Linked DNA regions of Homo sapiens: region 2 is linked to region 1. A link is an interaction called in ENCODE POLR2A ChIA-PET data of the cell type or tissue named here. Cell type or tissue: PC-9. All regions are shown on one strand. Each heading gives the region's core, and the rest is flanking DNA. Links, peaks and the distances in the headings are about the cores only. Region 1 holds the start of LOC284912 (a long non-coding RNA gene). Region 2 overlaps RBFOX2 (RNA binding fox-1 homolog 2).

Region 1 (12,188 bases), core at 1,920-9,919:
TCTTTTTTTTGAGACAGAGTGAAACTCTGTCTCAAAAATGGAATCTCACTCTGTCGCCCAGGCGGGGGTGCAGTGGCATGATCTCGGCTCGCTGCAACCTCTGCATCCTGGGTTCAAGCAATTCTCCTGCCTCAGCCTCCTGATTAGCTAGGACTACAGGCATGCACCACCCCACCTAATTTTTGTATTTTTAGTAGAGATGGGGTTTTGCCATGTTCCCAGGCTGGTCTCAAACTCCTGGCCTCACGTAATCCACCTGCCTTGACCTCCCAAAGTGCTGGGATTACAGGCGTGAGCCCCCACACCCGGCCCTTACTTTTTATTTATTTATTGGAGACAGAATCTCACTCTGTCACCCAGGCTGAATTGTTCAGCAGCACAATCTCTGCTCACTGCAGCCTCAGCCTCCTGGGCTTCAGCAATTTTCCCACCCCAGCCTCCCAAGTAGCTGGGACCACAGGCACATGCCACCATGCCCAGCTAATTTTTGTATTTTTTATAGAGACAGGGTTTCACCATGTTGCCCAGGCTGATTTTTAATTCCTGTGTTCAAGTAATCCAGCTGCCTCAGACTTCTCAAAGCGCTAAGATTACAGGAGTGAGCCACTGCGTCTGGCTTAAAATGTACTTTAAAATTTAATTTAAATGTATTTGATAAAGATTTGATAAAGATTCAGTGAGATAAAGGAAATATTTGATAAAGATTCAAAGAGATAAAGGAGAGAACTACAGAAATACCTTGCGGGGTGGGGGGAAAGCATTTCAACAGAGGGAATAGCAAATATAAAGAAAGGCCCTGACGTAAAAGTATGTCTTACTTATTCAAGGTACAGTCACATTCCATGAGCCAAAAGTGATTTCTGTCACTTGCAATCAAAACATTCCTACCAGCCGGGCATGGTGGCTCATGCCTGTAATCCCAGCACTTTGAGAGGCTGAGGCCGGCAGATGTCCTGAGGTTGGGAGTTCGAGACCAGCCTGACCAACATGGAGAAACCTCATCGCTACTAAAAATACAAAATTAGCCAGGTGTGTGGCGCATGCCTGTAATCCCACCTACTCAGGAAGCTGAGGCAGGAGAATTGCTTGAACCCAGGAGGCAGAGGTTGCAGCGAGCCGAGATCGCACCATTGCACTCCAGCCTGGGCAACAAGAGCGAAACTCCATCTCAAAAAAACACAAAACAACAAAAACAACAAAAACATTCCTACTAATATAGTTTCCCTGATCACCCCTCAAGAAGCAGACCCTCTTCCCTCCCTCCCAGCTGCCTGCTATCTGTGCCCCTGGCCACATTTACTATCAGTGCTTCACACAGCTGCCTTTATTTCAAATCATTTGTTATTGAGAAACATCATTAAACACCTACTATGTGCAGCATGCATGCTCACAGCCTGACATCGATACTGTCTCCCATTTATGAGTGCCATCAGGAAAGTTCAGAAAGGCTCATTTTTCCCAGGGCCACAGTCCCAGCAAAGGGCAGAGTTGGGATGCAAACCCAGGCTTGTCCAAGCCCAAAACCCACATTTGCAGACTTGGCATCCCAGCTCCATCTCAAGTTGAAGACACTGGGCATATGTTCTGGAAGAATGTCAACTTCTCCTTTGGAACTCAGGTGCAATTCAAGCCTGTAAGGAAAGCAATGCTTTCAATAACAAAGCTTCGGCCAAACAGTACAGCAATCGCTTTACACACAGCAGCTCATTTCATTTCATAAAGCCCTTGTAAGGCAAGGTTTGCTATGTGCATTTTCAGGTGAAGAAACGGAGGCTCTGATGACCCTGCTGCAACCTCACCTGACTGGTCTGTGCGGCTCCTTGTTCCCACGGGTTCTTAATCCCCTCCTCTGAGTCCTGCAAAGCACTTTGCATGGGGCTAGGCTTTGCTCTCAGCAGCCCTTGCTCTCACCAGAGCACCCCCCGAGCTGAAATCCCTGAAGCCCAGAAGCCCCTCTGCAGAGCCAATGCAGTCCCTAGAAAAGATGCTGGCTCAGATGGAATCTTAACCCTGGCTCCCTGTCCCAGTGGGAGATCTGAGCTTCCTGGGGGTGGCCCTGTCAGAGCTGACATCCCACCCACCCTGCTCTGTCCCCTGCAGTTCCTGAGGGGCTCATCCTTCCCTATGTTTGAGTTTCCATCCTCCCACCCCACCCTAAGGCAGCCAGGCCACTCCCCGAGACTGGGAGCCCACTCCAGCCTGGGAAGCCTGGGTTTAGGTGCAGAAGGTGCGTCAAGCTGGAGCTGGAAATGCAGTGATCTTGTGCAGGCTTTGGCTTCTCCACTCACTTGTGAGCCTCAGGGTGGGGGCCAAGTTCAGTCTCTTAGTTGCTCCTCTACCCAACAGGAGGCTTCCTGACCTCATCAATGCTCTCAGAGACAGTGCATTAGTTTACCAGGGCCGCTGTAACAAACGACCACAGCTTCGTGACTTAGAACAATAGAGATTTATTCTCTCATAAGTGTGGTGGCCGAAAGCCTGAAATCAAGGTATAGCAGGGTTGGCCCTGCTGGAGGCTCTGAGACAGAATGTGCTCCATTCCTCCTTTAGTGTTTGGTGGCTGCTGACAATTCTTGGCTTGCAGCTGCGTCATTTCAGGCTCTGCCCCCATCTTCACATGGCCCTCCTCCCTGTGTGTCTCTGTGTGCTCTCCTTTTCTGTCTCTTTTAAGGACATTTTCATTGGATTTGTTCTTAAATCAGGGATGATTCCATCTCAAGATCCTTAATTACATCGGCAAAGACCCTGTTTCCAAGTAAACTCACATTCACAGGTGAAGGGGATTAGGACTTGGACATCACGTTTTGGGGTCACTCTTCAACCCACTGTAAATGGGAAAACGCAGGCTCAGAGCAGAATGGATTTGCTCAGGAGCCACGGTACATTTGGGCAGCCGAAGGACTGCCCTGCTCTCCCGACGCTGGACCAGTGCTCTGCCTCCAGCCCCGCACTGCCCCGGGTTTCCAAGACTCTCTGGGAATGTGTTCAGTGAAAAAAACATCTGGAGACTGTCTGTGCTCAAGAGTAACTGGGAATGTCATCATGGGAGGGAGTTTCCTTTCCCGGATGGCTCGGTGCCTGGGGCCCTGGCTGGCGTGCAGGCCTCACTCTGGTGAATAGGCCATGTCACACCCTGATCACAGAGTCGCTGCTCTCGTCCACTGCTCTGCAGAGGCCAGAGTCAGCCCCAGACGCAATGAGAATGGTGAGAGGACTGAGGTCCCCCTGCTCTCTGGGTCACTTTCTTCTCGGGAGATGCTTCCTGCTCTCTTTGGTGAGAACAAGAGAACACTGCACAAAATTTAAACTGATTAATTCTGACTCTAAATCCTTGGCTCTTAGAGACTTCACGGCAGTATGGTTAGGATTCTGGCCTCGGAACCCAGTCTGCCTGGGCTCAGGCCCCAGCTCCGACATTTGCTGAACATTTAGTCTTGGGCACAGTTTTCTTCTCCAAGCCTCACTCCTCTCATCGGTAAAACAGGACAATGGCAGACTGACCTTTTAGAGTTATTAAAAGGATTAACCAGCTGGGCACAGTGGCTCACACCTGTAATCCCAGCACTTTGGGAGGCTGAAGTGGGCAGATCACCTGAGGTTGGGAGTTCAAGACCAGCCTGACCAACATGGAGAAACGCCGTCTCTACTAAAAATACAAAATTAGCCAGGAGTGGTGGTGCATGCCTGTAATCCCAGCTACTGGGGAGGCTGAGGCCAGAGAATCGCTTGAACCCGGGAGGCGGAGGTTGCGGTGAGCCAAGATTGCACCATTGCACTCCAGCCTGGGCAATAAGAGCTAAACTCTGTCTCAAAAAATAAATAAATAAAATACATTTTTTAAAAAAATGATTAACCTGAGCACATATAGCAATGATCGCAGAGCCCATAGTAAGACCAGCAAAGATGGCTACTGCTATTGCACCATTCATTATGAGCCTGAGGTATAAATAAAGGCAAGCATCTCTGTAATCAAGTTCATAGGACTCCCAGCCCTCAGCTTATCCTTGCTAGAAGATTCTCTCTTCTCCCCAGCCATCACGCCAGCGCCATTCAGTCCCAGGGCTTTGCTTTTCTGTGCAAATCAGAATTCATGTCCACACCTTAGGGAATGACTACAGACCATGTCAATATTGGTTTGAAGAACTTCTAAGAGGTGGGGAGGGATAGCATTAGGAGATATACCTAATGTTAAATGATGAGTCAATGGGTGCAGCATACCAACATGGCACATGTATACATATGTAACAAACCTGCACATTGTGCACCTGTACCCTAAAACTTAAAGTATAATAATAATAAAAAAAAAAAGAACTTCTAAGAGAAAGAGGTGGAGAGATCAGCTCATCTGATGTCGTCATCTGCATTCAGTGCTGGTCCGCAATGGGAAACAAAAGAGGTATGTTCTTGCCCTAATAAAATAACCTAAGATTAGCCCATAACACCTATCGCCAAGGACAGATGCCTGTTAGGCCCCTTCTTGTCATGTGTGCTCCCCTCTCCATGGCGCTCTGAGCACAGGTCAGTGGTACAGATCTTTGGGGGACAAGCTGCTTGTAGGGGCTATAGGAGCCTTGTCCATCTCAGCATCGATGCAAGACTCCTGCTCTGGTCATCTACAGGGAAGGAGCGAGGGGACTTATTCCCTCTTTTTTTTTTGTCTTTTCTTTTTTTTTTTTTTTGGAGACGGAGTCTCACTCTGTCGCCCAGGCTGGAGTACAGTGGCACGATCTCAGCTCACTGCAACCTCCGCCTCTCGGGTTCAAGCAATTCTCCTGCCTCAGACTCCTGAGTAGCTGGGATTACAGGTGCCCACCACCACCCCCGGCTAATTTTTGTATTTTTAGTAGAGACGGGGTTTCGCGATGTCGGCCAGGCTGGTCTCGAACTCCTGACCTCAGGTGATCTGCCCTCCTTGGCCTCCCAAAGTGCTGGGATTACAGGTGTGACCCACCGCACCCAGCCGACTTCTTCCCCCTTAATTCAGAAGACTTCCTGGCCTCTCTGCAAATTTGCCTTGTCCTTAGACAGTAACCCTTGAGCTCTGCACAGCACAAGATAAGATAGGAATTTGAGTAGTTCTGTGTCAAGTCAAATACTTGCCTTCTTTCCCATGGGATTTTGGAATCTAAGCTTTAAGAATTTTAGAGACTTAAAGAAAAATAATCTTCACCTTAAATGCAGAAACGTGTGGGACCTCCTGGCAGCCCAGATGTGGCTGTCACCAGGCACTGCCTTGAGCCTAACCCTAACCAGCCCTTCTTCAGGGCCACAGTAGAGTATCCAGGCCCACAGTCAGAAGGAGCTGGCAGCATCCCAGGGCCATAGGGAGACCATCCTGACTGGATGCCAGGCAGCAACAACCAAATAAAACCCCATTTGCTTTGTGGCTTCTGCCCTGGTCCCACAACTTGCCAGTGCTTTCTGGCCCATTTGGCCTCTTCCCGGCTCCACACCTCCTCCATTGTCAGATGCTATGGTTTGCCCTCTTGCCCCAAAAACTGCTTCTCCTAAGGACTGGAGCTTGTGTTCTGTCCTACCTGCTTTGCTCATGGAGGACTGCTCAGTTTAGCTGCCAAGCCCCACCCCTCCACAGGCCCCCACCCTCTCTGGGATTCTGGTGCATGCGATTTTCTCCAACTCATTATATTTGAACCAGACCTACTATGAGCTGTGAAATTTAGGTCCCTCGGAGTCAACAAAGGTTCACTGTGCTAGGTGCTAACTGCCAAGGAGAAAAGATGTAGGTCCTGCTCTGATGTCACCTAGCAATGGGTAGAGAGGTGGGAGAGCTTAAGCTCATTGCCACTGAAGCTAAGTCCCTTAGATAAGGCAGGGGGCCAGGATGAGAGTGAGGGAAGACACTGAGAGCAACAGGAGGCAGCCAAAGGACCAGGCAGATGGGGCAGGTCCTTGGTGAAACCCTACCTTCAAGCCAAAACACAGCCTGAAGGCTGAAAGACCAGACTTCTGGTCCTGGATGAAACCCTCAACCCAGAGTGAGAACATCTGTTCCTGTTTGCCCACCCTTTCCCGATTGATTCTTTCTGAATAATGCTTTGTAGCAGTGGAATGTTGCCTTTTCTAATACTACCTACAGCCTGCCCCTCCCCCATTCTAAGCCTATAAAAGACCAGACTCAGCCACAGTGGAGGAACTTTCCTGCCTTTGGATAGGGGGGCCACCCACGTGTCACCTCTCCACTGAAAGCTGTTTCATCACTCAATAAAACTCCCCACCTTGCTCACTCTTCAATTGTCAGTGTATCCTCACTCTTCTTGGGTGCAGGACAAGAACTCGGGAACTGGTACACAAGCCAGACTCAACCACGGTGGGCCGACTGAGCAGGCCATCTCATGCAGCAGGTAGCATGGCCAAGAGAGGCCCAGGTGGGGCATTGCCGGCCAGAGGTCCCCGGCTTGCAAAGTGACCAAGAAAAAATCCTGTGTCAAAACCAATGTATATTTTTTGTGATTGGCCTTCTTGGGATGCAAGGGGCAGTCTGAAAAAACAATCCACAGGGCTGGGGAGCAAATAAGACTTGGATACAAAGCGACAGAGATGCAAAATACTCTTTGAATCATAGCATCTCAGCAAGAATCACAGAATGGTAGATTCTAAGGGTCATAGGATCACAGCCAAGAAAAGGACCTTGACTTATCCAGGGAGATCCCCTTGTTTTGCAGATGTGAAAATGGAGGCTTAGAGAGGGAGGGGCCCTGGTGTTTCAAGGGGAGCCTGCCCTGTCCCACACTCATTCCTGAAGGCTGAGGCTCCTCCTGCTGGAAGACACTCCCTTCTGGAGCATCATGAGGTCACAGGGGATCCCTGGCTAGCCAGCCAGAGCCCAGCTGCCCACACTTGCAGGGGAAACAGCATGTCCATAGCCACAGTGGGAGCAGAACTAGGTCTGCTGCTCCTCAGTGGCCTGGTGGACTTTCATCCCTGGCCACAGCAAGGCTTCCTGGAGCCACAGATTCAGATGGCCTGTGGACTTTCATCCTTGGCCACAGTGAGGCTTCCTGGAGCATGTCCAGCAGTTCCCTATGTACAGACACAAAGCCTCTGGGGGAGATAACACCATCTTCAGCCCAGCAAAGAGGGAGTCCCGATGGTCGTGGAGGGCAATTGCCAGAGGGGCCCATTCTCTGTGATGCATGTGGAGTGATGGGAAGCCCAAGCCTAGAGAGGTTATAGGAAATCCTAACATGGATTCTTCTAGCTGGAGCAGAGTGGCTGCTAAGCCAGGGTACTCAGGGCACCCAGAGGCTCCCACCTTGGAAGACCAGCTGCCAGGAACATGCCACTTCACAAAACGCTATCGGGGGTCTCTGGGCCACATCAGAGGTAGCCAGCCCTTTAATACCTGACACCCCCTCCCCCAGAGAGGGCATTCGCCAGCTGACTCCTACAGAAGAGCACCCCTTTTATTGGGTACCCTTTTTACCTCCCTCCAACCTCATGGCTCAGTGAGGACTTTCTGGATACTAGAATACTGCTTTTGTTATCGGAGAGGTAATGTAACCTGGACTGAGGGATCAGAGAACCAAATAACCCCAGCCACAGAGACCAGTGGGATATGGAACACAGGTTAACCTAGAGAGACCTTTCCAAAGAATTTTCTTACTGGATCTGGTGGGGAAAATGCTCTTGCATCTCCAATCCAGGAACTAGAAGGACATGAATTGTAATAGACTTGAAATTCTCTTCTTTCTGTTATGGAAAAAGCCCACCTGTAGTGGGACAGAATGAGGCTGGAAGAGAGAGAGAGAAAGAGAGAGAGAGACAGCGAGAGAGCTACAGTGGGGCTCCTGGTCCCTGAACCTGGAGCTGCCTGAAACCTTCTGGGTTTTCCTTTGATTCTGTGAACAGGTCAGTAGCTCTCGAGCATTCTATCTGTGACCCATTTCACAGTGCAATCCATAACACACACACACACACACACACACACGTAAGTGTGTGCATCATCACTATATGGACATAATTTCCATGAAACACTACTTATACCCTTATTATGTATGATATACTCTGATATTTTTTACTTTATCTCATTTCATTTTCTTTCTTTCTGTCTGTCTTTTTTTTTTTTTTTGAGATGGTCTGTCTCCCAGGCTGGAGTGCAGTGGCACAATCTCGATCACAGCTCACTGCAGGCTCAACCTCCTGGGCTCAAGTGATCCTCCCACCTCAGCACCCCCCATCCCCCATCCCCTCAACACACACACCAGTCTCTAGGACCATAGGCGCACCACCACACCCGGCTAATTTTTGCATTTTTTTGTGGAGACAAGGTTTCACCATGTTACCCAAACTGGTCTGACTCCTAGGCTCAGGCAATCCTCCAGCCTCAGCCTCCTAAAATGCTGGGATTACAGGCATGAGCCACCATGTCCAACCTCATTTCCCTTTATTATTTCTTGAGACCCACTAAGCTGATTTCATGACACTGTAAATTGTGACTTGCAGTATAAGAACAACCAAGCTGGATAAATGGCTTCCTTGTTTTTGCTTACACTGCTCCAAGATGATGTGTCACTTGCAACCTGCTAACCAAAATGCCAACTAACCTTGCCTCTTGCACAACCTGTACCTCCTGTTCCAGCCCCTGCCCACCTCCACCCCACCCCTGGCCAGGCTACCACAAGGAGAGCAGTTTGCAAACTCACTGATCATTCAGCCACAGAGCAGAGATGTGGACTTCTGTGATGTGTTTTAGTGCAAAGAACTGGAGGTAGACACATTTGGGTTCTACGCCTAACCCTAGTCATGTCAGACACTGTGATCTTGGATGAGGTCCTTGGACCCATGAACATCAGTCTTGGCAGCTATATATTGGGCTTGTGCTCCCTGCTTCATAGAAGGAGCATATGGATAAAATGCGATGATGAGTGAAATATTCCGAGCACGTGCTCCACATGTAACATTCTGCACATGGAAGTTCCCATCCCTCCAACCCAGGATGCCAGACATCTTCATTTTTAATCCAGGGTAGAAAGAAAGAGACATCCCCTCTCTCGCTCTCTCAGATCTCTCATGAAAGATGAATCCTTGGGGCTGGGCGCGGTGACTCATGCCTGTAATCCCAGCACTTTCGGAGGCCGAGGCGGGTGGATCACCTGAGGTCAGAAGTTCAAGACCAGCCTGGTCAACATGGTGAAACCCCGTCTCTACTAAATATACAAAAAAAATAGCCGGGGGTGGTGGTGGGCGCCTGTAATCCCAGCTACTCAGGAGGCTGAGGCAGGAGAATCGCTTGAACCAGGGAGGCGGATGTTGCACTGAGCCGATATCGTGCCATTGCACTCCAGCCTGGGCAACAAGAGTGAAACGTTGTCTCAAAAAAAAAAAAAAAAAAAAAAAGATGAGTCCTGTGTATACAAAAATGGTAATGATGGCCAGAGCACCTGGTGCGTGCATCAACCTTTACCATTGTCAAGATAACTCATTCCGCTGGGCATGATAGCTAACACCTATAATCCCAGAACTTTGGGAGGCCAAGGCGGGTGAATCACCTGAGGTCAGGAGTTCAAGACCAGCCTGGCCAACATGGCAAAACCCCATCTCTACTGAAAATACAAAAATTAGCCAGGCGTATTAGCACATGCCTGTAATCCCAGCTACTTGGAGACTGAGACAGGAGAATTGCTTGAACCTAGGAGGCAGAGGTTGCAGTGAGCCGAGATCGCACCACTGCACTCCAGCCTGGGCGACAGAGCGAGACTGTCTCAAAAAAACAAAACAAAACAAAAAACAAACGAACAAAAACCTTCCTCACAAGAACCCCGGGAAGGAGATGGGATGGAAGTGGGTGAGGGTTAGTTGCTGTACGCCAAGCAACAAGGGTGTGGCCATGCGAGGCCTGGCCCTTTTGGTGGTCCTGGGTTCAAGTTCAGTGCTCCACTCTCCCCTTGTAATGGCTGCTTCCCTGCTTCGCTCTGGCCTGGGCTCCCAGGATCCTGAAACTGCTTCCAGGCAAAGCAATGGAGGCCACGATAGAACTTTTGCTACATTTGGCAAATTGCAGTCTCAGGGCAGCATTTGCTCAAACTCTAGGCAACCTCCGCCTCCTAGGTTCAAACTCTCCCTAAATGCTGTAGCCAGAGAGAAGAAAAGAAATTTCTAGAATCCAAGAATTTCAGGGTCAAAGTGTGCTTCAAGGCCTTTCCCCCATCCCAGGACGGATGGTCCCTGCCTGTGCCAGGGGCCACTGGGCCGAGGCGTGATGAGCTCTCTGGGAGGCAGACAGCCTGAGCCCAGAGTGGGTTGGTTGTGGCTGCAACACAGAAAACCTGCAGCTCCTCAGAGAGGTGCCAAGGCAAACCAGAACCCAGGTGTCCAGGAGCCAGCAATGCCTGCTGGAAGGGTCACAAAGGACCCTCTTTGTGGGCCAGTGGAACCCCAGAGGGCCAGCACAAGCCCCTGCCCCCAGGTGCCATCTCCGAGGCATGCAAATTTCTTTCTTTTTTTTTTTTTTTTTTTTTGAGACAGGGTCTTGCTCTGTCACCCAGACTGGAGTGCAGTGGTGCAATCTCAGCTCACTGCAGCCTCAATGAGAGGCAAACTTTTCAGAAAACATAAAAAGCCCTGATAGAAAATTTGAACTTAAATTGCCTGAACATTCACCCCCAAATGAGAGACTTTACCCAAAGATGTGTGTGTGTGTGTGTGTGTGTGTGTGTTTGTTTGTTTGTTTTTTTGAGACAGAGTCTCGCTCTGTCGCCCAGGCTGGAGTGCAGTGGCACAATCTCGGCTCACTGCAACCTCCACCTCCCAGGTTCAAGCGATTCTCCTGCCTCAGCCTCCCGAGTAGCTGGGATTACAGGTGCCCGCCACCACACATAGCTAATTTTTGTATTTTTAGTAGAGACAGGGTTTCACCATGTTGGTCAGGCTGGCCTCAAACTCCTGACCTCAAGCGATCCACCTGCCTCAGCCTCCCAAAGTGCTGGCATTACAGGCGTGAGCCACCGCGCCCGGTCCGAGAGTGTGTTTTAAATCACAAGAGACTAAGGGGCCTTCAGGCAAGTTTGTTTCTTTTCAGCAGGTCTTGGGTCCCTTGAGGGAAGGGAAGTGGACTCTAGGAAATTAAGCGACTCCCTACTTTTGTTCATCTGAGCTATAGGGTGGATGTTTTCTGTCCCCTTACATAAGCAGCACTTCCTGCATTTGGCTACAGAACATTTTTCTCACATGGCATCTCTTGGGGCGATTGTTTCACAAGAGCCCTGGTGGTAAACACTGCCCCCATCCAATGGCCGGTCTGGCCCCTGAGACTCCCAGGACCGAGCAGTGACCACAACATCTGGGTCCGTTGCCAGGGAAAACAACAGGCAGGCCTGGGATGGCTCAGCGGCCCCAGCCAGGCAGCCAAGTCCTCCTCAAGGTCAGGCTGTGTTTAGCGTGTTCCCCAAGTGTGGGAGGCCAGGAGCAGGGGTGGGTTGTGGAATCCGGGATGCCACGGTTGGAAAGGCCCCTACAAGACCCAACTCAGCAGCCCTTAACCCCTCATTCCTGCTCGTAGGGCCCAGGGACAGGAGGTGGCCTCTATCACAGCAAAGCCAGGACTGGCTAGGTGGGCCGCACCTTCTGCAAAGCAACAGCCTCCAATGTGGTCTCAGCTAGGGGTGGTGACTGGGGACTTCTGGGCATATAAATACAAACAAACCACATGGCTTCTGATCACAATTTGACACAAATGCTAGAGAGACACAGATCTCAGCCCGTAACCTCACTGTGGGCTCATTCTTGTAGACACAGAGCCTAGGACTGGTTCTTAGCTGTGTAATCACAAACAACCCACAACTTCTAGAAGCCTGGGTTTCCTCTTCCTTAAAGTGGGAGACAGAGTATCACAATCCTATATCTCCAATCCTTGAGGCCAGATGCATGTCAGAGTTCCTGATTTGGGGGATTTTTAGAAAGGTAATGGGGTGCAGGTATCGTGTACTATGTAACCCACGCACCCGCAGCAGCCCTCCTCAGTCAAACATATTAATATTTCTGCAGTGACTGTAAATATTCAAATTAAGCAGGAGACATAAAAACCACAGGTGAATTCATGCCAGATCAGGTCAGGTTTTGCCACTAAATGAATAAATTATCATTTTTTTTTAAGTTTTCATTCTGAGGCCAGGTGCGGTGGCTCACGCCTGTAATCCCAGCACTTTGGGAGGCCTAGATGGATGGATCAT
Region 2 (12,188 bases), core at 2,551-10,550, 230 kb after region 1:
CTATATCTGAGGAATAAGTGGCCTCAACAGCAGGCAGAAAGCATATAAAGAACTAGGTAACTGTGTTAGGAGGAGAAAAGTCAGCTGGGGGGCAGGGGAGAGCACCTACCCATACCTAGCACAGGGCATTTACGTTATTTTTGTAACATATTGTTGTTATTTTGTAAATATTTGTAACATTTTACAAAATATGTTATTTTTGCAAATATTTGTTATTTTGTAACATATTTATGTTATTTTTGTAAATTTATGTTACATTTCTGTAACATAAATCAAGTGAGAAGACTACCCTTGACCAAGAAGGGAATATCAATAAATAAAGGAGGAGAGAAAATTGAAGTGATTTTTATGCCAAAGCAAATTTCCTTAAGCACAAAGCAGGCAACATGTTCTCTCTTTAACAGTACCGAAAAACAATAAGAAGCCATTCTCTTGCGTTCAAAATAAAAAGCTAATCCAAAAAGGCGGCCAGGGTGTCTTGAGCGTGTACCTGCCCCTCTTCTTGGATTGTGTTCACTATGCTCATGCCTTACAGATGAGCTGTCAGGAATCTGACAGCTGCACCTGACTCTCATACCTACTGGGGATAGAGACAGGGCTCTAAGAGCAGCAATGTAGCAGTTGTGGGAATCCTTGGGTTAGCACTAGCCCCTTGATCCATTCAGACCTGTAATCTCTTCTGACTTTGATTTAATGCAGCAATTACTGGTAATGTGGTTTGAAGGAGATAAATGCCCAGTGTAGCCAGCTGTCGTTTACCCTGCTCACGATGCAAGAATATTTTTAAATTAAAATTCCCTTTATGATAAAGGAGCTGCTTCACTGAATGTTTCTGTGCAGCTCTGATATGGAACTTCCCCCAAAGCGGATTAGAAATCGAAGTTGCCCCTCCTCACTTCGGGCAAAGCATGCATATATACAATTACTCCAACACCTAAAGTGAGTTCCTTAACCCTAAATTTCCCATTTATACAATTAGATCCTGGTAAAAACTTCTTCTGCTTCTCAGATCAGTGTCAGCATTACATGATTTTCATTAATAATGATTCATCTGTTTTTGCAAACATATTCTCTTAATTTCCTTTTAAATTAATATGCAAAGTAAACATTCATAATCATATATGCATAAAAGACCTTTTTACCTATTTCACTTGGAAAAAATAAAGTACAGCTGAACATAAAATATCAAAAAATAAAGCCAGTTTTATTTTAACTCATAATACAATGTTTTGCTACACTTTTTATATCTAGGAATCTGAGTAATTAAGTCATAAGTGAAATAAACATAGAAGGGTTCATAGTACCTACCAGGGTTTTTTCCCCATGACCTGAAACCACTATAATATAGCAATTTAAGGAATTTACATAAGTTACTCAGTCCAGGTCAAAACTGTATAATGTGGGCAAATCAGTTGAAAACAATGATGACAACCACCACCCAATAACTAGAGGGAACATAATCATGTGAGGCCCCAAAGGTGAACATTTGGTACAGGTTTACTGGTTGCTGAATCAATCAATAAAAGTTTTGATCTAATTCTCAAACTTCCCACCCCCAAAAGTAGAAATAAGAAAAATAATAACTTATACTTAGGATCTATTACTTTGATTGCTTGGAGAGGATGGTCACTGACAATTATCCTTTGAGAAATGAAAGAAACAGAGCACAAGGTCTGAATCAGTTATATTGTGCAAAGTAGAAACAGTGACTTAAGACCAAATGTGTATTTTCTTTTCCTAATGCACACAGCACCAGTTCAGGGCAAAGGTCAAAAGCTAAGAAATGACTTTTTGTTCCACTATTAGAAAGCAGTGTCTCCATTGCAATTAATTCATCCAATATTTTTTGACTAAGAGCTTCTAAACTGAAATAACATCCCACTTTCAGAAGAGTGCCATATGCCTTCTCAGGAAATCCAAGGCTAAGACTAGATTCCCTCTCAGGAGGCCCTGCCAAGACCTACTTTAATCTTAGGTTTAAGAATACAGAACTGATGTCATCCTTGCAATACTAATGCTACTCTGCAGAAGTATTCATGGGTCTTTGGCTCTCTTTGAGAAAACTGATCTTCTCTTTCATAGAAAGATAGATAACTTTGGAAAAATAACTGTATGAATATATACTACATACATGGATGGATGGATGGATGGATGTATATCTCGGCCCTTGGAAAAAAAGCCTGGCATGATTAATAAGATTAAAGAGGGATTTAGGATAAATAAGATGAAAGTTAGTATGATCCTTACAGGATTAAACCCTAAATCCTAGTATGAATCCAATGAGTTTTTAAGATCAACACCATATAACAGGATTAAATCAATAGCCACTTTTGTTTTATATTGAAAACAATCATAGTTGGTAACACCAGGCCTATAGCACCAATTCCTCAGTTAAACACTGAGGAGTTCAGGACTAAACAGGGGCTTTTCCTCTGACTAGGCTTGGTGACTGCCCTACCTACACAGGTCCAAAAACCCGTATCTTTAATTCCAGCGTTCAAAAAGCCTGGAAAACTAAGTTTCTTTCTTCACCATCCTTTTCCCCTCCCCCATCTTTATTATTATTTTTTTTTGATGGTGATAGAAGAGGGATTCACTTTGATAGAAGAGGGATTCACTTAGTGACAAATGTGACCTAAACTAGTGTGGATATAACAATATTATGGTGTGAATATTCAAAAACATTTAGCTGCAAATAGATGAGTATGATTACACAGTGTTGCCTCTTACCCAAATACTGGTGGTTAGCCTAATATAGGGTACATGTATTGCATATTCTTTCTAAAACCCAAAAGATTCCAAATGATAATACATATCTGGCTTCCAGAGTTTCAGATAAAGGACTGTTGTGTTGTTCTTTAGCTAAAAAAAAGGCAGCTATGCCATGAATAACAGCAAATCAAGGAAAAAAATTAAAATTGTTAACACAATAAGCAACAACATGCCAAATATTGGCTATCACACTGTAGCCAGTGTGTCTAAGATGGATATGCACTGGGGATAAATTAGAAGACACAGAGATCCAGCTGGAACTACATATGCTACAGATTGATAATTACATTTTAATAACTAGAAAAATAGTATATTTTAAGTAAAATTTCTCAAAAGGTTGGTTTAGGGGTAAGCTTTTAAAACCTGCCATCAATCAAAAGCAAACAATAACAAAAGACTTTTGGGGGTATACCAGAAAAGACAACGTGAAGGTTTATTCAAACTGCATAATTAAATATGTATTTCCTAAATACCTTTGTAGTCTTATGATTCTTAGAATTTTAATTCCTAAAATAAACACAGAAAGGCAATTTGGAACATAATATATACGCCATTTTTTTGAAAGTGCATACATTAATTTTCAAACTCATTTATATTTATTAATTTCAAACAATTTATCTTGGAATATTTATATTTATGCATTAATTTACACACATGCATCTCTTTGATAGACATACTATTATTTAATTAACATAAAACAAAACTACAGACTTCTGCTTCCAGGAAGATGGAATACACATACTTTTCCCTATCCCTCCCACTAAGTACAATTTAAAACCCTAGACATTTCATATATTAAACATAAGATGACTCCTCAAAGGTTGAAAGAAGCAAGAAAACTAGACAGGGTGGTGAGTTCCTTGGGTTTTCTTCTTGCCTCATGTAGCCCAGACTTGCAACTAAAGGACCCAGAAACACCAACAGGCACTGACAAAAAAAAGCCCCCAGTGAAAGGCTCCTCTCAGCCAAAGAACAAGAAAAGGGGTGGCCTAGCAAGACAGAAAACATGCAGGCTGCCTTAATCCAGCCAAATACCACTTCACTCCCACTCACGCCAGGAAAGGCCAAGTGAGGAGCCTTCACTTCTACCCTGGCCAGGCTCTAACCAGGAGTCTCAACATCCCCATCCAAGAAATATCACAGAATTAGAGAGCCCTTGGAGCCCTACAGAATGTGTAACAGTATCTACGTTCAATGTCTTGATTTCATAACTGCATTGTGGTTATGTAAGAAAACGCCTTTATTCTTAGAAAATAAATATGAAATTATCTAAGACTGAAGGGATTTTATATGCACACACATGCACACACACACACACTTAAAACGTACTTTCAAATGGTTCAGAAAAAAAGAGAATAGTACAGCAAATGTGGCAAAATGATAAAGAAAAGAACCTTTTAAGGTTAACAGATATATTCACTACCTTTCCTGTGATTGTGTCACAAGTAGTTTGCCTATGTCAAAATTCCATCAAATACCACACTTGAAACATTTGCATGAATCTACAATTATCTCAAAACAAAGTTTAATGAAAACAAAATCTACTTGGCACTGAAATCCAGAATAATATGAGTACATCTGCCAGCAGTTTTATATTTTGATGTCACCCAGAATGCCATAAAGTGATGACACCTAATGTTTGTAATGATTATATCATGTATTTCTTCCTTTGGAGTTACCAAATCATTGTATGGGCTTTACAATGTATTCTTTGCGTTTACTAGACACACAATTGCTCACACCATAGGACAAAATCAGTATGCAGAAACCACCTTGTAATAGCCTTTTTAATTTGTTATTCATGTTTCTTAAATATACTAACTAAATATTGTTGCTTTGGTAAGGGTTACCAGAACTTAAAGAGATGGGCCCTCTGTAAGTAAGTTTGATTAGCTTTTTAAAATTAGCATTCTTTGAAAACTATTTTATGAAGAAAAAATTAAGGGCTCCCATCTTCCATTTGACCATCAGTTCTACAATTTAAAATTTTTTTAAATTTTTTCTTTTTTACCTCCAGAGGAAGTTCCCTTGAATCCTCTTAGCCAAAAACAAAATATGACTATCAAACAAAAGACATAAACACTTTTAGATATGATTAATTGCCAACGTAATATCCAACACAGCATATCACACCACTTTTTAAAAACCAGTTCTGCCAGGCACAGTGGCTCACACTTGTAATCTCAGCACTTTGGGAGGCTGAGGTGGGAGGATCCCTTGAGCCTAGGAGTTCGAGACCAGCCTGGGCAACATGGCAAAACCCTAACTCTACTAAAAATACAAAAAATTAGCTGGGTGTGGTGGTGTGAGCCTGTAGTCCCAGCTACTCAGGCGACTGAGGCAGAGAAAAACCTGAGCCCAGAAAGTTGAGGCTGTAGTGAGCCACAATGGCACCACTGCACTCCAGCCTGAGCAATGGGACCTGGGTGACAGGAATGACATGCTGTCTCAAAAATAAATAAACAAATATAAAAACCAGTTTTTATATTACCTATATAAACTATTGGAACTTAAGAAAAATTAGGATAGAAATTTTGGCTTGAATCAAATAAGGACCAATACTAATATGTAGAACCTTCATAGAAAGTGTAGGTTAACACCATAGTGCTTGTTACTTCCCATTTTAAACAGCAAAAGTGAGAAAGGATCTATCACAGATACTTTTGGAATAATCTTTTTAAAATAAGATAATAGGCAGGCGTGGTGGCTGACACCTGTAATCCTACCAATCTGGGAGGCCAAGGTGGGAGGACTGCTTCAGCCCAGGAGTTCAAGACCAGCCTGGACAACATAGTCAGGCCCTGTCTCTATTTTAAAAAAAAAAAAATTAAAAACTAGCCAGGTGTGGTGGCACGTGCCAAGTTTCCACTAAGTATGGGCACTAGTTAATGTATTCTTAATATGGTTGAGCTTCACAAGGCCCATGATCTCCTGAAAACTGTGTTGCAAAATGTTGTAAATACGTACACTGTTCTGGGGACCTAGTCCAGAGATTTCATTAAATTCTCAAAGATGTTCGAGACTCAAAATAAAGATTAAGAAACAACAGGCCAGAAATTAACAAGGTCATGAGACAATTCCTTCTTTAAGGTATTGTTCCATTTAAACACACCTATCTTTCCTTGGCAAACAATCATTACTTCTAGTTTAGGTATTTCCCCCCAAGTCTACTTCCTAATGCTACCTCTTTTGAATGTTTTCCTTTGGTTAAAGGGCTTTACCTTTATTTCTAACCCTCAACTGCTTTCACAGAAACCTCAATCCCTTTTTCTACTAAGGGCTAGGCCAGAGATCCAATTCCTAGGCTACCCCACCCCACTGTGATTCTTTCAAGTCAGGAACCAACTGACAAGAAAACATTCCAGCTCCAACACATTCCAACTGTCTTACTAAAGGGGCTAGTCCACTAAGAAAGACTTCTGTGGGGTTTTGTTGTTTGTTGTGGTGCGATCTCGGCTCACTGCAACCTGCTTCCTGGGTTCAAGCGATTCTCTGCCTCAGCCTCCCTAGTAGCTGGGATTACAGGCACCCACCGCCACGCCTGGCTAATTTTTGTATTTTTAGTAAAGACAGGGTTTCACTTGTCCAGTCCAGGCTGGTCTGGAACTCCTGACCTCAAGTGATTTACCTGCCTCAGCCTCCCAAAATGCTGGGATTACAGGCATGAGCCACCACACCCAGCCAACGGCTGACCAAAAAAAAAAAAAAAAAAAAAAAAAAAAAAAAAAAATGTAGACAGGGTCTCAATATGTTGTCCAAGCTTGTCTGGAACTCCTGGCCTCAAGCCATCTTCCCACTTCAGCTTCTGAAAGTGCTGGGATTCTAGGCGTGAGCCTTTTGATGTTGTTTTTTCTTTAAACAGTTGTTTAAGCTAATCTGGTTCAAGTCCTCAGGAGAAAATCTTGGGTCAAGAATATATTGCCCCTTATGGTCATGTCCAAATTTTTCTCAAGTCATCCCTCATCTTTTAGTCTGAAGAAGCTCTAATGACATACTTCTACTGCAGACTTACCAAAGTGGAAATTCTTTTAGTCACTGTGAGAAAATGAGAGACTCTAAACCTGTGTTTTTAACCATTTTAAAAACCTTTATCATATTTACTTTTATCTTCTGAAACTTTCATCAACCCAGAATAGCACGTACAACCTACTTTCTGAAATGTTTATTATGAGTTAGAGGTTTAAATTTTTTTGAACTATACAGTCTCTTACTCTAACACTGAATTCTGATTTATACCTCCCTCTCATTTCTGATTGAGATCATGGCTCTAAACATACAGAATGTAAATATGGACTTTTGTGGCAAGGCCCTTTCAAAAGGTTCAAAATAGTAGTCTATATGCAAAAGAAAAAGTATAACAGAAAAGGGGTTTGCAGTCACTGCTGTGTCATTAGAGAAACAATAAAATTGGAACGCAGGAGGCCCAGGAGTTTCTATTTAAAAACAGTCATGGTTGGGCACGGTGGCTCATGCTTGCCATCCCAGCACTTTGGGAGGCTGAGGCAGGCAGATCATGAGGTCAGGAGTTTGAGACCAGCCTGGCCAACAGAGTGAAATCCCATCTCTACTAAAAATACAAAAATTAGCTGAGGAGGCTGAGGCAGGTGAATTGCTTGAACCCAGGAGGTGGAGGCTGCAGTGAGCCGAGATTGCACCACTGCACTCCAGCCTGGGTGACAGAGCTAGACTCCATCTCAAAACATAAATAAACAAACAAACAAATAAATAAAAAGTCATGTGATAATCAAAATACACAGAAGTATACTGAAAATATCTGGATCACATTATGAACATCAACTATATTGCAGGAATACTTGCAGACAATATAGATTTGGCTTGATTTATATAGAACATATGCTTTCTGGATAAGTGGCTGATAAAAGCAGGTCTCAATTTCCTGCCAAAACAGTGGGGTATATTATATTTTTAGGTTCTGACTCCCAGTCATTTGAACTTTCAGGATCTGTTTGGAGACAACAAGCAGCAGTCTAATGAACTATATTCGTTGGACTTTTTACTCAGGGATGAGTAAAAAATGTCATTTGGTCCACTAACCATTTGTCCATTGAGAAACATGACTACACATGACATGAAATTTAAAGAAAACAATTCACTGGGGCTCTCAATGTATTCTGGATTGCCTCTGTATTATTTTAAAATCTTTGCCACATTAGAATTAGCACCATATCCACACTCCCCTCATTTTTCTTGCTTCCATTTAGTTCTATACTTTTGAAACTGCCCACTTAAAAGGTTTACTCTTGTCCTTGCTTCTTCATGCCAGCTGGCTCCTACTCAGCAGTATCCTGGGTTGGTATGTTGGCTACCACCCTTGAAAGATATTCTAAAAGGTCACTATTTTCATTTATGCTAATTACCTGGGGAGAGACAGATGAATGGAAACGCAACTTTGACAGTGCATAAACATGTTTCCAAGACCTATGCTCTAAAATATTATATAATCGGGTTTTCCCAAGTAATGTGTACTCTATGGTTGGAGGAAAGGGGAACAAAAGAAATGTGAAGGTGAGAGAAGGGAATAGAGGAAACTAGGAAGCTCTGATGGTCCGAAGCAGAAGGAAAGGCATTCTGAAAAACAGTTCAGAGGAGCTTCAGACTGCATAACCTCAATATGCAACAATGGAAATACAGGGAAATGGTGAAGTCCTGGGTACAGAAATTATGAAACTAAAATAAAGGCTGTTCAAGGTAGAAACTGGGAAAAGACTTATTATGTGCTGCAGATGGAGGTCAAGATCCAAATGGTCAGGTCTTAAGAATATATCAGACTAGCTTAATCTGAGCTGTTCTTATTCAAGGGCTTTGGTGTAAGATGACAAGGCATGGTCTCACTTTTCCTAGCCACATGGAAAGGAATACCATCAAACTCAAAGCAAAAAAGGAATTGGGATCCAGTAAGCTCAAAAGAGGCACTGACAAAAAATGGCTGAGGGTTCAGAGTTGGCTCAGGTTCCAAGAGAAACTAGAGTGCCACCATGCACCAAGGCAAGAAGACCAGGTGAGTAGACTAGCCAATTTAATAAGGGTAATGTTTAACCCCTGGTACATGGGTAATGAGGTATCGAATTATTTGAAAAACCAGCTGACTACTGGCGAGGCAAGCTCCTTAACATAAGGTCAGATTAAACTCTCTAATTTAGAGCACAGAGATTCAAATTTGTAAAACCTCTGTATCCATAGCTGGGCAGGGCAAGGGTAGGCAAAGAATGACAATTTTAAGCAAGATGATGCTAGAGTTCAAATCAGTTCAGCATCTACCAAATCCTGACAAGTAAGTGCCCAGCACTGTACCAAGTGCTGCCTTTGAAGAGTTTACATAGCTAGAATGGCCTGTCCATTACTGGGGTTGCTCTTAGAATTCGACATGTTAATGACTGTAAAATGCTTGGTATTGAAACAGGAAAGGTTCTCTTGTTCCCCCTTGCTTCTTCAGTGCCCCGTTGCTCAAACCTCTAGGGGAGTATATAGACGGGCAGGCTGTGGGGCTCCGACCCCATGACAGTGTCTAGGGGTGAGAGTTTACAGCTCCTGAAGCCCCAGTGGGCATGTGTTATAGGGTGCTCTTTTAGTTTGCCGTCTATAGGCGACTTGTGTTAATCAGCTCAATCAGACCCTCTACCTTGTTGCAAGGACAGAGGGCTTTCTGTATCCCGGGTTCTTGCTTTGGTGTACCAGAAGAATTGGATCATACGTGGACTTGGACAATGAGTGCAAAGTTTTATTGAGTGGAAGGATTTTTCCACCAATGTGGGAGCCAGAAGGGAGATGGTTTAGCCCTAGAGTTCGGCTGCTCAGTGGCCTCGGCTCTCCTCCGACTGCCCCAGCCAAACTCCGCCTTGTCCCACCCGTCAATGGCCTGCCAGGGTGCTGACGTCTGTCGGTGTGCTCTTCTGCCGGCTTGCTCCCTTGACGTCCTCCCACCATCCAGCTGCTTGTATCTTCTTCAGCTGGTGTTCGTCTCTTGACATCTGGCTGCCTGTATGTCTGCCCGCTAGGGTCTCGGGTTTTTATAGGCCCAGGATGGGGGGCATGGCAGGCCAGGATGGTCTTGAAAAATGCAACACTTGGGCATGAAAGCTGGAGTGCCTCTACTCACCTAGGTCCATAGGAGTGGAGCCCTAGCCAGGGGTCACCTTTCTCTATCCAGCACTTCCCTGACCCCCTCCCGTAGCAGTATTAAGCCTGGCAAATAGTCGGCATTCAAAAATCAGTAGCTGATAATCAGCAACTTTATAATTATCACCACCATTATCTCAATACCCATTACCACACTGCAGAGATTAGAGAGTTTTAATTCTAAAAGAAACAGCTTTAAACTGCAAAATTTGTTACTGAATTGGTTGTTTCTTTTTTCTTTTTTTTGAGACACAGTCTTGCTGTCACCTAGTGCAGTGGCATGATCTCGGCTCACTGCAACCTTCGCCTCCCCAGTTCAAGCAATTCTCATGCCTTGGCCTCCCATGTATCTGGGATTACAGGTGTGTACCACCACGCCCAGCTGATTTTTGCATTTTTTGTAGAAACGGGGTCTCGTCATGTTGGCCAGGCTGGTCTCGAGCTCCTGACTTCAAGCAATCCACCCACCTCCCAAAGTGCTGAGATTACAGGCCACCACACCCGACCCTGAATGGGTTGTTTCTTAAGACTATGCCCAGCAGGCTAAGGATTTATACTAATGCTAGGGCAAGACTTCACCCCACTCATAGCGTAGTTCCTACAATAGTACTAGTGACAATGTTTCTGACAAACTTTCTCAATCAGTCATGCAAATATTAGTATCAACACAGTCTCCCATGCATGTCACCCCAATTTTTTACATCCTGTGAGTCAACTCTGTAGTTTGTTGTTGATATTCACAAAAGGAGAAAAGCCACTGCCACTGAGACTGCAGAACAACTAGATAAAAGTCTCACTTTGTTGCCTAGGTTGGAGTACAGTGGCAGGATCTTGGCTCACCGCAACTTCTGCCTCCCTGGTTGAAATGGTTATCATGCCTCAGTCTCTCATGTAGCTGGGATTACGGACAGGTGTCACCACGCCCAGCTAATTTTTTTTGTTATTTTTAGTAGAAGCAAGGTTTCTCCATATTACCCAGGTTGGTCTCGAACTCCTGGCCTCAAGTGCTCCACCCACCTCCCAGAGTGCTGGGATTACAAGAGTGAGCCATGGCGCCCGGCCATAACTACTTCCAAATGTCACAGATCAAAAGGGAGAAATTGGAAGGGATAGCACAAGGTCTTTCTTTCCCTGAAGAGTAAAAAATACACGACTGTCATCTCATCAATTCATACTTATTAACTGCCCATATGATGAATTAGATGCTTTAGTAAAGGCATACATGAAAAGCAGTATCACTAGTCTCCTCACAATTCTAAGAAATAATGCTGTGAGGAAACCTGCCTAGCGAAAGGCAGTAGACTACAGGAAAAGAAATCAAACACGCAACAAAGGTAAGGCATGTACAAGGCAATGTAAAAGGTACAAAGCAATTTACCTAGAGTAAGTTTAATTTAAAGGCTTTCAGTATGTTGAGCGGAAAAAAAAAATTCCGTCTACCTCCTAAACTTTTAAAGAGCTAATAAATCTAGTAAACTTACAAGTTGTCAAAAACATGTCCAATTCAGGAAAGGGGTGGATGGAGGCAGAAAACAACCTAAGACATAAAAAACATAAAGGAACAGAATGAAAGAAAAAGAAGGATGGTCAAAAACAGAAAGGAAATTTGACATAACAATCTTAAATATCTTAGGGAGGGAAGAAAATCTTAGGGAGAGAGGAAAATAAGGGAATGAAATGAACATGGAAGTAATAGTGATTAAGCTGGAATGCATCATAGCTATTAATGGGTTCAACATCTCTGTTTTACTGATAAATGAACTGTGGCCTAATGAGGTTAAGTAATTTCCTTGAGTTTGCACAGCTACATAGTAGCAAGTCTACCAAGGTGATTAACACACAGTAAATACTCAAATTATTTTATGAATTAAAAAGACAAGTGTTATGGACCAAGTGTTTGTGTCCCCCCAACTCCAAGTTCCTATGTTGAGGCCCTAACTCACCTCTTTGCACCCTGCCCACCCCTGTACCTGTATTAGGAGATGGAGCTTCTAAGGAAATAATTAATGTTAAGTAAGGTGGGGGTGATAGGGGAGTGGCACTGCTCCAATAGGATCATTGTCCTTAAAAGAGACACCAGAGAGCTTGCTCCCCTCCCCACTCCTGTCCCTATGCACAAAGAAGAGGTTGTGTGAGCACAAGACTAGATGGCAGTCACCTACAAGCCACAAGAGGAGGCTTCAGAATGAAATCTGCCTTGCTGGCTCCTTGGTCTTGGACTTCCAAGATCAATTTGCTGTTGGTTAAGCCACTCAGACTGTGGTAATTTGTGATAGCAG

The links. ChIA-PET counts read pairs that join two places held together with the same protein. Peaks named below come from ENCODE experiments on the same cell type or tissue, not always from the same donor. Only the 100,000 strongest peaks of a DNase experiment are listed, where the experiment ranks them.
Region 2: POLR2A ChIA-PET joins it to region 1 with 15 read pairs; 2 of 35 experiments call an interaction of 5 or more read pairs at or near these places.

What each region holds. Positions count from the first base shown.
Region 1 is chr22:35,635,578-35,647,765 of GRCh38, forward strand. It overlaps LOC284912 (a long non-coding RNA gene), which reads right to left and starts at 2,357. Exons shown (of 4, transcript XR_001755514.1): 1 at 2,289-2,357; 2 at 1,370-1,631. RefSeq lists enhancers at 2,525-3,026, 3,027-3,526. In PC-9, for the core only: no CTCF peak of the experiment used is centred there; a DNase peak (open chromatin) is centred at 8,544; H3K27ac peaks cover 1,558 bases.
Region 2 is chr22:35,863,004-35,875,191 of GRCh38, forward strand. The region is part of intron 2 of RBFOX2 (RNA binding fox-1 homolog 2); the gene reads right to left. Among named protein-coding and RNA genes, the nearest start is that of APOL5, 150 kb to the left of the region's middle. In PC-9, for the core only: no CTCF peak of the experiment used is centred there; no DNase peak of the experiment used is centred there; H3K27ac peaks cover 610 bases.